2 separate regions of the Homo sapiens genome follow, and region 2 is linked to region 1. The links are chromatin contacts, found by Hi-C in ENCODE. All regions are on one chromosome and are shown on one strand. Each heading gives the region's core, a stretch centred on a gene start or an enhancer-like site at or near the end of the contact. The rest is flanking DNA. Distances are from core to core; before and after follow the strand shown.

Region 1 (5,742 bases), core at 1,369-3,868:
CCAATCCCATTTTGTGACTGCCAAACACTGACTGCCTATTATACTCAATTCTTTAAATTTAAAATTGAGTCTCCTTATAGACTAGTTTGTTTACATTTTAACTTTGTCACTACCTTCTATTAACAATGTTCCATTACAGATAAATAGGTTTTCATTATCTAGAATGCAGTTATAGTCTTGTTTCTTGTCTTTGCTCATGGCATACTTTCTGGACGGTCTTTCTCTTTGTCATCAGGGCCATTTTCATTAGGTTGTCTTTCCACTAACATTTGGGGAAGCTGGGCTTGATGGCAGGTACCTGTAGTCCTAGCTACTTGAGAGGATGAAGCAGAAGAATCATTGAGCCCAGGAGTTCACGGCTGTTGTGCACAATGATCATGCTTGTGAATACCCAGTGCACTTCTGCTTGCGCAATACAGCAAGACCCCATCTCTTGAAAAAAAAAATGGGGAAACCCTGGGGACTATAAAGAGGACAAAGATAGCTCTTAGAGTTCAATGAAGTAAGACCATCCCTCAGTGTCCACAGGGGATTGGTTCCAGGACACTCCCACATACCAAAACCCCAGGATGCTCAAGTCCTTACACACAATGGTATAGTATTTGCATACAAACTATGCACATTGTCCCATATACCTTAAACCATCTCTAGGTTACTTATAATACCTAATACAATGGGAAATGCTATGTAAACAGTTGTTACATCCATATTGTTAAGGAAATAATGACAAGAAAAAAAGAGTCTGTGCGTGTTCAATGCAGACATTACCATTCTTTTTTTTTTTTTTTTTCAATTGTTTTTGTTCCAAAGTTGGTTGACACATATACAGAAGCCATGGATACAGAGGGCTAACTGAATTTCCTTCCAGGCCAGGACTATGTAATACAAATATGATGCAAGCCACCTATGTAATTAAAAATTTTCTAGAAGTCACATAAAAAGTAAAAATAAAGTTGAAATTAATTTTAACATATTTTATTTGATCCATTATATATTATTTCAACATGTAATCGACATAAGAATTACAATATTTTACATTTGTTTTCTAAGTCTTTGAAATCTGGTGTACATTTTGGACTCATTGCATGTCTCAGTTTGGACAAGCCACATTTCAAATGTCAAGAGACGTATTTAACTGGTGGCTACCCCAATGGATAGGGCAGTTCTAGGTAGTCTATTTTCAGTTCCTCTCTTCTCCCTTAAGCCTCTGGAACTGTGATGGGAATAATCTGTCATGTGAATTCCTAGCACTTATCAGCACCTCTCATTATCACTTGGCCTCCTTGCATTATTTATTTTTGTGATGCATTTGTCTTGTCTCATGAACTAACTTGTAAACTCTATGAAGTCCAGGACCAAAGACACATGTAATCTCAAGACTGGAAATATCTTTAACAAAACCATCAACTAATTATTCTGTTGATGTGTGGCTCCCCTGTACCAAGTCCCTATTAAGTGAGCTTCAGAATCTCCTTGAAGCAAAATTCTGTGGTTGAGGTATTCACACATGCTAAGGTAGGCAATTCTTTGGGTCGTGCTACAAGGGCATCTTCTTTTCAGGATCTTAAATCTGTTCCCTGAAGTTTGCATCACATGAAACAAATCAACTTCACATGATAGGTCATTTCATATTTGGAGAGAGTCCAGTAGTTTTCTCTCTTCTAGGTGAGTCCTGGAAGGTTTAATCAATCCTTCTTCACTTGCCCTGTTTTTGAGTTCTCGTCATCATTTTGCTCTTCCCTGATATAATGCCAGCTTGATTAAAGTCTTCAAATGCTGAACACAGCACTTCAGAGGTGGTCTGACCAGTAAAGACAATAACTGGATCACTATTGGCTGCCTCTACAAAACAGTTCTACCAGGCATCGGGGCACATTACCTTGAGGAAGCGGGAATGGCAGAAGAGAGCCACAACAAACATATTAACTCATACTATCTTTGCATTGTTGGCTTTTAGTCTAGAACTCTTTGCAGATAAACCACACAATTCTTTAGGTTAGTTTTTCTTCGTATCTTCCTATCTTTTCAATCGAGTTAGGGAATCTTTGGGCTTTCTGTTTTTGGAGGAGGTCTTCTGACCGAAGAGCCGACTTGCAGAGATCACTTTGAGGGAACTAAGCTGAGAATCCAGAAAGCTTATGGAAAACAGGCCTTGACACCAGAGAACCATGTATACTCTCTAGCAGCCAGAGGGCTTTGGCTGAAAACGACGATAGCAACTACCTGTTTCTTCATTCAAATTGCTCTCCTTTCCTTTACCTTTAATAGGAATTATTTCCTCCACATATTTACCTTACAGAGAAGGGCGGGGAGAAGACGCGGCAGACTGAAGTAAATGCAGGGAAAAAACTCACAGGTAGAGAGGTAGAGACGGCAGGCCTGGCCCGTTGCGGGCAGCCAGGGTAAAGTGGAGCGTCCCGCTCCCGCCCTGGGGCGCATCCTCGCCGCCGCCGGGACCTTCCGCCTCTGCTCCTCCGAACCCAGCGGACTAGAGGCTGGAGGCGGGAGGCGGAGCGGCGCGCGCACGCGGGCGGGGCAGAGGGCCCGGAGTCGACGAGTCGACGTGCCGACGTTGGCGCTGCAGCGGGGCGGTGACGTGTAGGCCGGCGCCAGCTCCACTCTGTCCCTCCTCGCCGGGTCTGTGCGTCTTTGCGTCTGTCTGTCTGACTGATGGTCCTCACACGCGGTTCCCTGTGACTGGGCGCGACCCCGGCAAGCGCGGCTTGGAGGGCGGACGGGGCGCGGCGATACAGCTGCCCGCTCGCATCTTTGGCCCTGCGCTCAGCTCCTCACCCGGCGTGGGAAGTTAAAGTAAAACCGAAAGGGAAGAAGGCGCGGTGGCAGGAGCTGACAGAGTGATGGGAAACGCGTGAGCCAGGCCGAGAGGTGAGGAGGTGGAGGTGGAGGTGGGAGGACGAGAAGGGTCGCCGCGGCCAGGGGAGCTGGCTGGAGGCGGGGACGGCGAGGCGGGCTACGCGACCCGCCAGAGATTCTCTTCCTGCCTCCGGGGCAAGTCCCGACCTGTCATCCTTTTCAGTGGCATGAGGTCGAGTCCGGGGTCTCGCAACAATACCGCCCATTCCTAGAGTTTGTAGGTGGGGTTGGGGATAGAAAACTTAACCTAAGCTACATATTGTCCAAGTGTTAAGCCACAACGTGACCAGATGAGGTTTTTCTGTCCCATGCATGGGTAATTTGTTTTCTTTTTTTCTGTTACAAAGCCTTGATAACTTCGTTTTCTTCACGTAGATTTGGGGAAAGAAATCTTCCTCATATTTTTCCCCCAACACACTGGAAAGTAAATAGGTAGCTGACCGTGATGGATTGTGGGTGAATTTCGCAATCAAGGAGCCTATAATGTCATTTTGAAATAAATAAATGTGTATGTGGGTGCTAGGGAGGTTTTGTGAGTACTGGGCAGTCATTTCAAATAGGTTTCTTATAAATTAACTTACTCATGGAATGCAGTGTGCTAATGGTATTTGCTATTCTTTGGTTTAAAAGAAGCATAATTCTAGGGGCTGGTAAAAGTTTGATGTGTTGTCACTTGTGCATTCAAACTCATGGTTACATTTTCTTTCTTTCCCTAGGTTAGGTGAGATTGACAGCCATTTTCTCCATCACCAGATTTTATGTTTCATAGATTGAAATCCTTTTTCTGATTCTCAAAGTTCTCAAATGTTGAGAATTAAGCTTTTGGTTTTACTATGGATTGTGCTCCAGTTTATGTTGTCTCTTTTTTTTAATGATGGTTATAATAGTCTTGCATGAGAAAAATGATCCTTAAAGATGCTCTTAAGCTTAGGCTAAATAATCCTATTTATATGAGAAATTAATTTTTCATGGTTCAGCTTTCTTGATCCCTGCTTAACAGTTTTTTGTCATTCATTCATTCAAGTCTTCCTATGTGTCAAACGCTGGGCTAGGCCTAGGAGAGCAAGAGAGAGACAGTCTCTGTGCTCATGAACTTTCTATAATCCAGCAGCCTCCTTTTAAGACAGAATCTTGACTAGGGTTCTTTCTCATGCCATGGATCTGTAGTTAACCAAAACAAAGCTTTTAAAAGAAAAAGTTATTGTCAATGTATATATGTAATTGGCATTGAAAGGGGAACAGATGATCTTGCTTTAACAGCATGATTTGATATTGCCTTTGATCAAAAAGTAGTATATGTACCAGTGGTTTGCCATTTCAGAAGAGTAAGTTTTTCTTTTTCAAAGCTTGTTTAAATATAAAGTTCACAGTTCTACCTCAGTTTCTACCTCAAAAAAAATAAATAAATAAAAAGCTTTTTCTTTTGAGGTAGAAATCAGTTTCTTTCCAGTCTTCACTTTGGTCTGATTGATCTCCTGTGTATCTCTGGAACCCCTAGGCTCAAGCAGTCCTCCTGCATCGGCCTCCCAAAGTGCTGGGATTACGGGCCCCATTTTGCCTTTTTGTATGCTAATGAATTGACTAAGAATTTTGTCTTAGCTAGCTGGCTGCTCCTAGTAGCTTCAGGATGGGGGCTGGTTACCAGAAAGGTCAAGGAATTATTAGAAGGTTGGGACTTTCATCCCCACCCCCTAACTGCTTAGGGAGGTGAGAGAGGGGCTGAAGATTAAGTTGATCACCAGTGGCCAAAGGGTTTAATCAATTATGCCTATGTAGTGAAGCCTCCATAAAAACTCAAAATGACAGGGTTCATAAAGCTTCTGAAAGCTGAACATGTGGAGATTCCTTGAGGTGGTGTGCCCAGGAAGTACTTGGAAGTTCTGCATGGAAATTCCCTTCCCTTATAAATTACCCTATCCTATGTATCTGTTCATCTGTATCCTTTGTAATATCCTTTATAATAAATTGGTAAACGTGTTTCCCTGAGTTCTGTGAACCACTCTAGCAAATTAACCGAACCCAAGGAGGGGGGTCATGTAATCCCCAATTTATAGCTGGTCAGTCAGAAGTACAGATAAAAAAGCCTGGAGCTTGTAATTGGCATCAGAAGTGGTGGGCAGTCTTGTGGGATTGGGCCTTCAATCTGTGGGATATGACAGTATCTCTAGATAGTGTCAGAAATGAATTGGAGAACACTCATCTGATGTCTGCTGCAGAAGTGATTGTTTGCTTGGTGCATGGGGAGAAACTCATACACATTTTGTCACAGACATCTTCTGTGTTGATGGTTGTCGTGTGAGAGCAGAGGAAAAACGGTTTGAGTTTTTTCCACTCTCACAAGAGGGCAGGCGTAAATTCCTTCAGTCTGCCTCCCAGAGGCTCATGGATTAGGGTGGAATGAGAATTTTGTCTTTCAGACATAATCTGTGCTAGGCCCTTTTCCACTGGACTTTCGTGGGAAGAGTTATAATACATACTGCCTAATATGTGCTGGGTCTGTTCCACGTTTTCTTGTGCTCGTTTCATCTTTGTGGGATATTCTGGAATTTTCTTTCTGACTATGCTTGTCCTTATCTGGTGTTAAAATATTTTTTTTTATTTGTTTTCCCAAGGACATTTAAAGGAAAAGCCTTCCTTACCCTGTGCTAAAAGTAAAATTAACACAACTTTGGGGGGGAATATTCTGAATATAAAGACTAATCTGCTTTATAGTTATGAGCCTGTCCAGGATTTTTTTCCCCCACCTTTGAATGGGAAACCTAGTTAGAGGATAAGTTAGAGAATAAGAGCCCCATAGAAATTTGGTTGTTTTTAACCATTATATATTTTGTATTGTGTGAAAAGTGTTTATGTGTTTTATTATTTTTG
Region 2 (5,742 bases), core at 1,051-3,550, 5.3 Mb before region 1:
TGTGGGAACTAAAACAGTGAGAACTCACTCCTCCACACCCAGGGAGGGCATGAATCTATTCATGAGGGATCCACCCCCGCCCCCCCCACCCCAACCCAAATACCTCCCATTAGGCCCCATTTCCAACTTTGGTGATAAAATTTCAACACGAGGTTTGGCGGGGACAAGCAACCACACTATAACAAATGATTTTATCAATTAGGAGTAAATGAAATTTAAGCCAGAGTTTAATATTTGAATAACTACCTTTTTTGAAAACAAAAGGCAGGGTCTCACTGTGTTGCCCAGGCTGGTCTTACATTTCTCACTCAAGTGATACTCCCACTTTAGCTTCACAAAGTACTGAGATTATAGGCATGAGCTACTGCACCCAGCCTCAAATGACTACCTTATTGCACTTTTCCTAGATTTTTTTCGACAATCTACTTTTTAAAATATGTTGTTTTAAACTTCCTTTTTTATAACATCCTTGACTATAGAATGAGAACACTGCAATGAAACCCAAAACTTTGGAAGTAATGTGTTCTGTAATGATCTGTCCCCTAACAGCAGCACAATTGTCACAGACACAAAATGATCCATATTTGCTAGTCCCAAGTTTATATAAGTGGGGGGTCTCCCTTGATACATTTGTGTTTTATCTGTAAAAACTAAAGTTAACAGTTGCTTTTTAATCCAGGAAAGAGGGCTTACTTGAAATTTTATATTGTTTATTTTGTTAATGGATTCATTTGTTCAATTCATTTTTATTTCATGGTTGCCAATTTCTAGTTTGTGGGTGTGGTTAAGGAGTGCCTAGAGTGGGAAGAAATTAGTTGGGTGTTAATACTGTATTTTACTTCTTTAAAGAATTGTATAACTGTAGAACTTTCAATCTACTTTTTTTTTTTTTTGAGACTGATTCTCACTCTGTTGCTCAGGCTGGAGTGCAGTGATGCCATCTCAGCTCACTGCAACCCCTGCCTCCCAGGTTCAAGCAATCTTGTGCTTCGGTCACGCAAGTAGCTGGGATTACAGGCATGTGCCACCATGCCTGGCTAATTTTTGTATATTTGGTAGAGACGGGGTTTCACCATGTTGGCCAGGCTGGTCTTGAACTCCTGGCCTCAAGTGATTCACCCACCTTGGCCTCCCAAAGTTCACTCTCTTAATTTTTGCATGATTGTGCCAAACGTCTCTTAACCACTTAATTGCAGAAATAGGTTTAGAACACAGGTCTCCATCTCCTGGTGGTCTTTTGGTTTTTCCACTTTACTATGCTGCCATTTGTTTTTGTTTTCTTTCTTTTTAACTTTTTGGTTTAGTTTAAAATAACATTCTGAAATACTTGCTTTTTCCTTACTCTTTATTTTACTTTCACAAATCTTAGTCTTCAATTTGTGTTTAGTATCTAATCTGCCTACATGCTCTTCTCTCTTAATAATATTTCTGATATGATCTTAGGAACCTGAGTGTCTACTGTTTTTATTTTGTTTGTTTTGTTATTTTAGTGTTCCTATATATAATCCTGACCACTCTTGTTGAATTTTTTAAATGGTGATTATGAACATCAGACACGTAAATGAAAAGCATTCAAGTGCTTTGAACTGACACTCTCAGAATACACCTTTATTCTGCTCTTATACCCAGGTTACAAGACAAGATTAACGTGACCCTACACAAGAAAGGCACACAAATTTGTGAAGCTGTTCTTTTAAAAGAGATTCTTTGTTCTGTTAAATTTCTAGGCTGCTCTACGTGTACATCCTTTTCTAGGGGATACACAGTGTGACTTCCCTTGTGGTTTTTTTTTTTTTTTTTTTTTTTTAGAGGGGAGCAGTGAGGCAGCGCAGCCACACAACCTAATCCACAAACCTTCCTTTTAGGTGATTTCAGGTGCTGTAGGTGAGTACATCTGTGTGACAGACTTCTCCCCATGCAAACTGTCAAATGCTTCTCTTGACTGCAGAACACACACTTCATTGAAATGACATAGATAATGCCTATTCTTTTCAGGTATTTTTGATGGTATCTTTCATACCAGGAGGAAGCCACATCTCTAACACATCTCAGTATCTTTTCTTTAGAAAAAAACTTTTATCTTTGCTTCTTCTTTTTATTACGTATTAAAAAAAATTGTCATTTAAAAATCTATGTAGAGTATCCAAAACATCGAGTCACTGTTTCAGTAAAAAACTGTTTACTGCCTGGTTCAGTTCACCTGTAGTATTGTCAGATGTGTCAAACATGAAGCATTTTGACACACCTGCATTCAACTTAAGTTGAAAGCGAAAGACTTTAAGATTGGGTGTGTATGGATAAGAACTTGCTGTCATCACATGATGAAAAGAGAAAGTACTTCATAAAAGTTATGTGGCACCATTGTCTTCTACTCCCTACAAGTGATTCAGTGATGAAAGAATTTTGTCTGATTTCATCATATGAAAGTCAAATGTACTAGTATTTATGAATACGTGCTTTAGGTCATTGTTCTTGTGGAGTAACTAATGATGAGCTGCTGCTTGTGGAGTAACTAATGATGAGCTCTTTTGTGTGTTCCTTTCTTTTTTTGTAAATGGCTAAGGGAATTAGTCAAGTTGGAGGTAACAGGAAATGACCAAAGGTGAGCTCAGGTAAATTGTTTTTGTCGTTTCAGCTGTAGTTAAAATGACTCAGAGATCTAAGCTTCTGTGCCAGACCTGAGTGAAATATTTTTTTCTTTGTACATTAAAAATAACACATCAAGAACATTTATTTTTACCTTGGAGAATACAAAACACCTATAAGCTTTACCCAATTATACTTCATTTCCCAGTCTTCTAATGTAATGTATAACAACGTGGTAAGCTAGGCGGGTGGATCACCTGAGGTCAGGAGTTAGAGACCAGCCTGACCAACATGGTGAAACCCCGTCTCTACTAAAAGTACAAAATTAGCTAGGCGTGGTGGTGCATGCCTGTAATCCCAGCTACTTGGGAGGCTGAGGCAGGAGAATTGGTTGAACCCAGGAGCCAGAGGTTGCAGTGACCTGGAATGCGCCATTGCAGTCTAGCCTGGGCACCAAGAGTGAAACTCCATCTCAAAAAAAAAAGAAAAAGAAAAAGAAAAGAAAAAATGGTATATTCACATTTTTTTCTCCTTTGCTGTATATGATTAGATTATGTTAATAAAGTGAATTAGTTGACAAGATAAATTTTTTTCAGACATGAAGCAGTTAGAAAAAGAAACATATAAATCTCATGCTGACCGTATAAAGCAGATACTTTTAAGTATTTGGACAAAATTGAAGCTTGTTAGTATCTCGTGATTTGAGATAATATTTGAGCAATAATCACATTTGTCAGTGTGATGGCACTGCCCCCGGAAGAATAGGCACTCAGTTTGCAAACTCATGCCACAGGAATAAAAAAAACTCCAATTCCCAAACCTCATCAGATTGCGGGTTTTACAATTTCAGTAATTCTTTAGATATTCATTTAGAATTTGAATTAGAAGGAACTAGTATCTCTGTACCTTCACGCTATTTGATTTGGGCAATAATAATGCTGATTATTTTCATTCTCCACTACTGGAAATGATGACATTACTGGACTGACAGAAGATGCTTCTGGTTTCTCCTTCTGAATTATTGTTATCTTAATCTCAAGAAGTTAAATGAATTAACCTGACTGTTCCCAAAATGAGAAACACACACTTGCACAACTATTTCATCTTTAGCACTAGAAAACAAAATTCTCTTACCAAAATAATAGTATATGCAGACAGTTAAAAACAAGTTATCTTTTCATTGAAACAGGTACTATGGGGCTTCATTCTGACCATATGTAAACAGTACAATTATTGTCTATATTTTAAATAAAGCAAGTAAGTTGAGCTATTCTGTAGTTCATACTTGACAAATATTAATGGACCCTATTACACCCAACTAGAATTACTGGGTCATTTTATGAAAGCAGATAAAATAATATTGTTTTCAAAGTTTATTTATGTATTTATTAATGAACAAGGTTTAATTTTTAACTTTTACCACATTTTTATCTTATTGTCAGGAAGCTTTTAATCAGTTTTAAAATGGCCTTACAATCACTTAATTTAATACACTTTGCTTTTTATAATTACAACTGATCATATGGGATTTTTTATATTATTTAAATTTTAGTTTATGTCCTCCTTACTAAGAAATACAGAGATTATAAGCAAAAGTCAATGAAAGAATTAATATGGACATGTTTTTAAATTGTTTAAAATGTTAAGAGTCAAAGCTCTGAAAATATAATAAAGATATAAAATGTATACATGGAAAGAGATATGTGGTATATCTGGTATTTGGTATATACTATGATATTGCATGTTCATTAAGACCTGTACTGCTAAGTGAGTATGCATCCGGAAGAAGTTAATGTAAGTATTTTTAAATGGGTTTGTATTTTTCTGATAAACAGCACTCTCCTTCTGTTTGTGATCATAGGATAAAAGCCCTGTAAGCTTGTATATGTTCATTTTTACTGCTACATCATGTAGTGTGCTCTTAAGATTGAGATCTCATTCCCCAGGAAGCATTTCTGTCCAAGATTAATTGCCCTTTTAAAATCAGCGTTTGATGTATTTCTTTGGCTATATCCTGGCTTGGTTTAACCCTCTTTGACCTGACCTCGCTGACTATTACCTCCGTGGCTGAGACAAAATCCTTCAGCATGATGTATGCACTTCACATTTCAGCCTGTGGTTTTTCATGTCGATGGATTCAATTAGTTGGTGTTTTACTAATGAACATATCAGAGGTTAAAGAATTTGTCAGACAGAACAAAATTGTTCAGGCTAGTGGTAATCAGAAAGCTCGTCGCTCTATTTTTTAAAACTTCTAGGCAGTATTAAGTATTTTTCAGAAATTTTACCTTCAGTATTACACATTCCAAGATAGCAAATCAAGTCATTTTCTGCTGAATTATAAAATATAAATATGAAGCTACAAAGCTGAACACAATGGTTATATCATTTGATCTTAGACTTCTACTCCATATTTAAAGTATGAGCTTTTAAAAAATTAATTAAACTGAAATTTTCTTGTTAAAAACATGTATGAATTTCCCTTAAAGATACATCATCCATTTCTTTAAGCCTCCTTTAAATATTAATAGTAAGAAGGAAACTCAAGCATCTCACTAGAATCTCAAGTCACCTGTTTTTAAAGACATTTATAGATCATATTCCTTGTTGAAATTGGCTTAGTTGAATAAGACCTAAAACCCAGATTGGGATGAGAAAGGTAATTAGTAGCCATTAGTAATAGAAATCTTTAGAACTCAAATTTATCACACAGTGCAAGTTCTCAAATGATATACTTAAAATGTATAACATAAAGATTTTGAAAGGTTTTTTTTTTTTACCTGAATGTTTTCATCTTTTTTAAAAAAAATAACCTTACCTAAAGTCTATTAAATGATATATCTGTAGTACACTAGGGCTCATTTGACTTATAGGTGATGTGCTCCACTTGAATATATGTGTTGAGAGCACTATTAAATAAACGTGAAGGTTTCTAATACTTAAGAATTTTTCTTAATGTCATTTAATTTGCATAATCATCGAGTCTGGGTTTTTGTTGTCTTTTAAAAAATACATTTATTAAAATTATATGCCATACTGCATAAAAATGGAACTGAATAATTCAGGAGGTATTACCATGAGGCCAAATTCTTACAGCCCTTTGTATGCCAATCACATAATTGAATCCATGGTTTTTATATATCTTTTGATATATCT

The links. Hi-C counts contacts between places; a loop is a spot of excess contacts on that map. Pooled maps may share reads with other maps.
Region 2: a map of naive thymus-derived CD4-positive, alpha-beta T cell shows a loop between it and region 1 (22-fold over the local background). The contact joins the enhancer-like site here to the promoter of ASCC3 in region 1. A Hi-C loop is called at or near these places in 2 of 168 maps with a recorded cell type or tissue (naive thymus-derived CD4-positive, alpha-beta T cell and posterior vena cava) and 2 of 50 pooled maps.

Annotation. Positions count from the first base shown.
Region 1 is chr6:100,878,205-100,883,946 of GRCh38, reverse strand. ASCC3 (activating signal cointegrator 1 complex subunit 3) reads left to right here and starts at 2,618. Exons shown (of 42, transcript NM_006828.4): 1 at 2,618-2,886. It overlaps LOC107984041 (a long non-coding RNA gene), which reads right to left and starts at 2,490. Exons shown (of 8, transcript XR_007059692.1): 1 at 2,293-2,490. RefSeq lists an enhancer at 2,655-2,774.
Region 2 is chr6:106,191,874-106,197,615 of GRCh38, reverse strand. All of the region lies in intron 7 of ATG5 (autophagy related 5), which reads left to right. Among named protein-coding and RNA genes, the nearest start is that of PRDM1, 110 kb to the right of the region's middle. Within about 2 kb of position 2,300, at least 7 of the 41 ENCODE cell types and tissues checked have a DNase peak (open chromatin) inside an H3K27ac peak, as active enhancers do.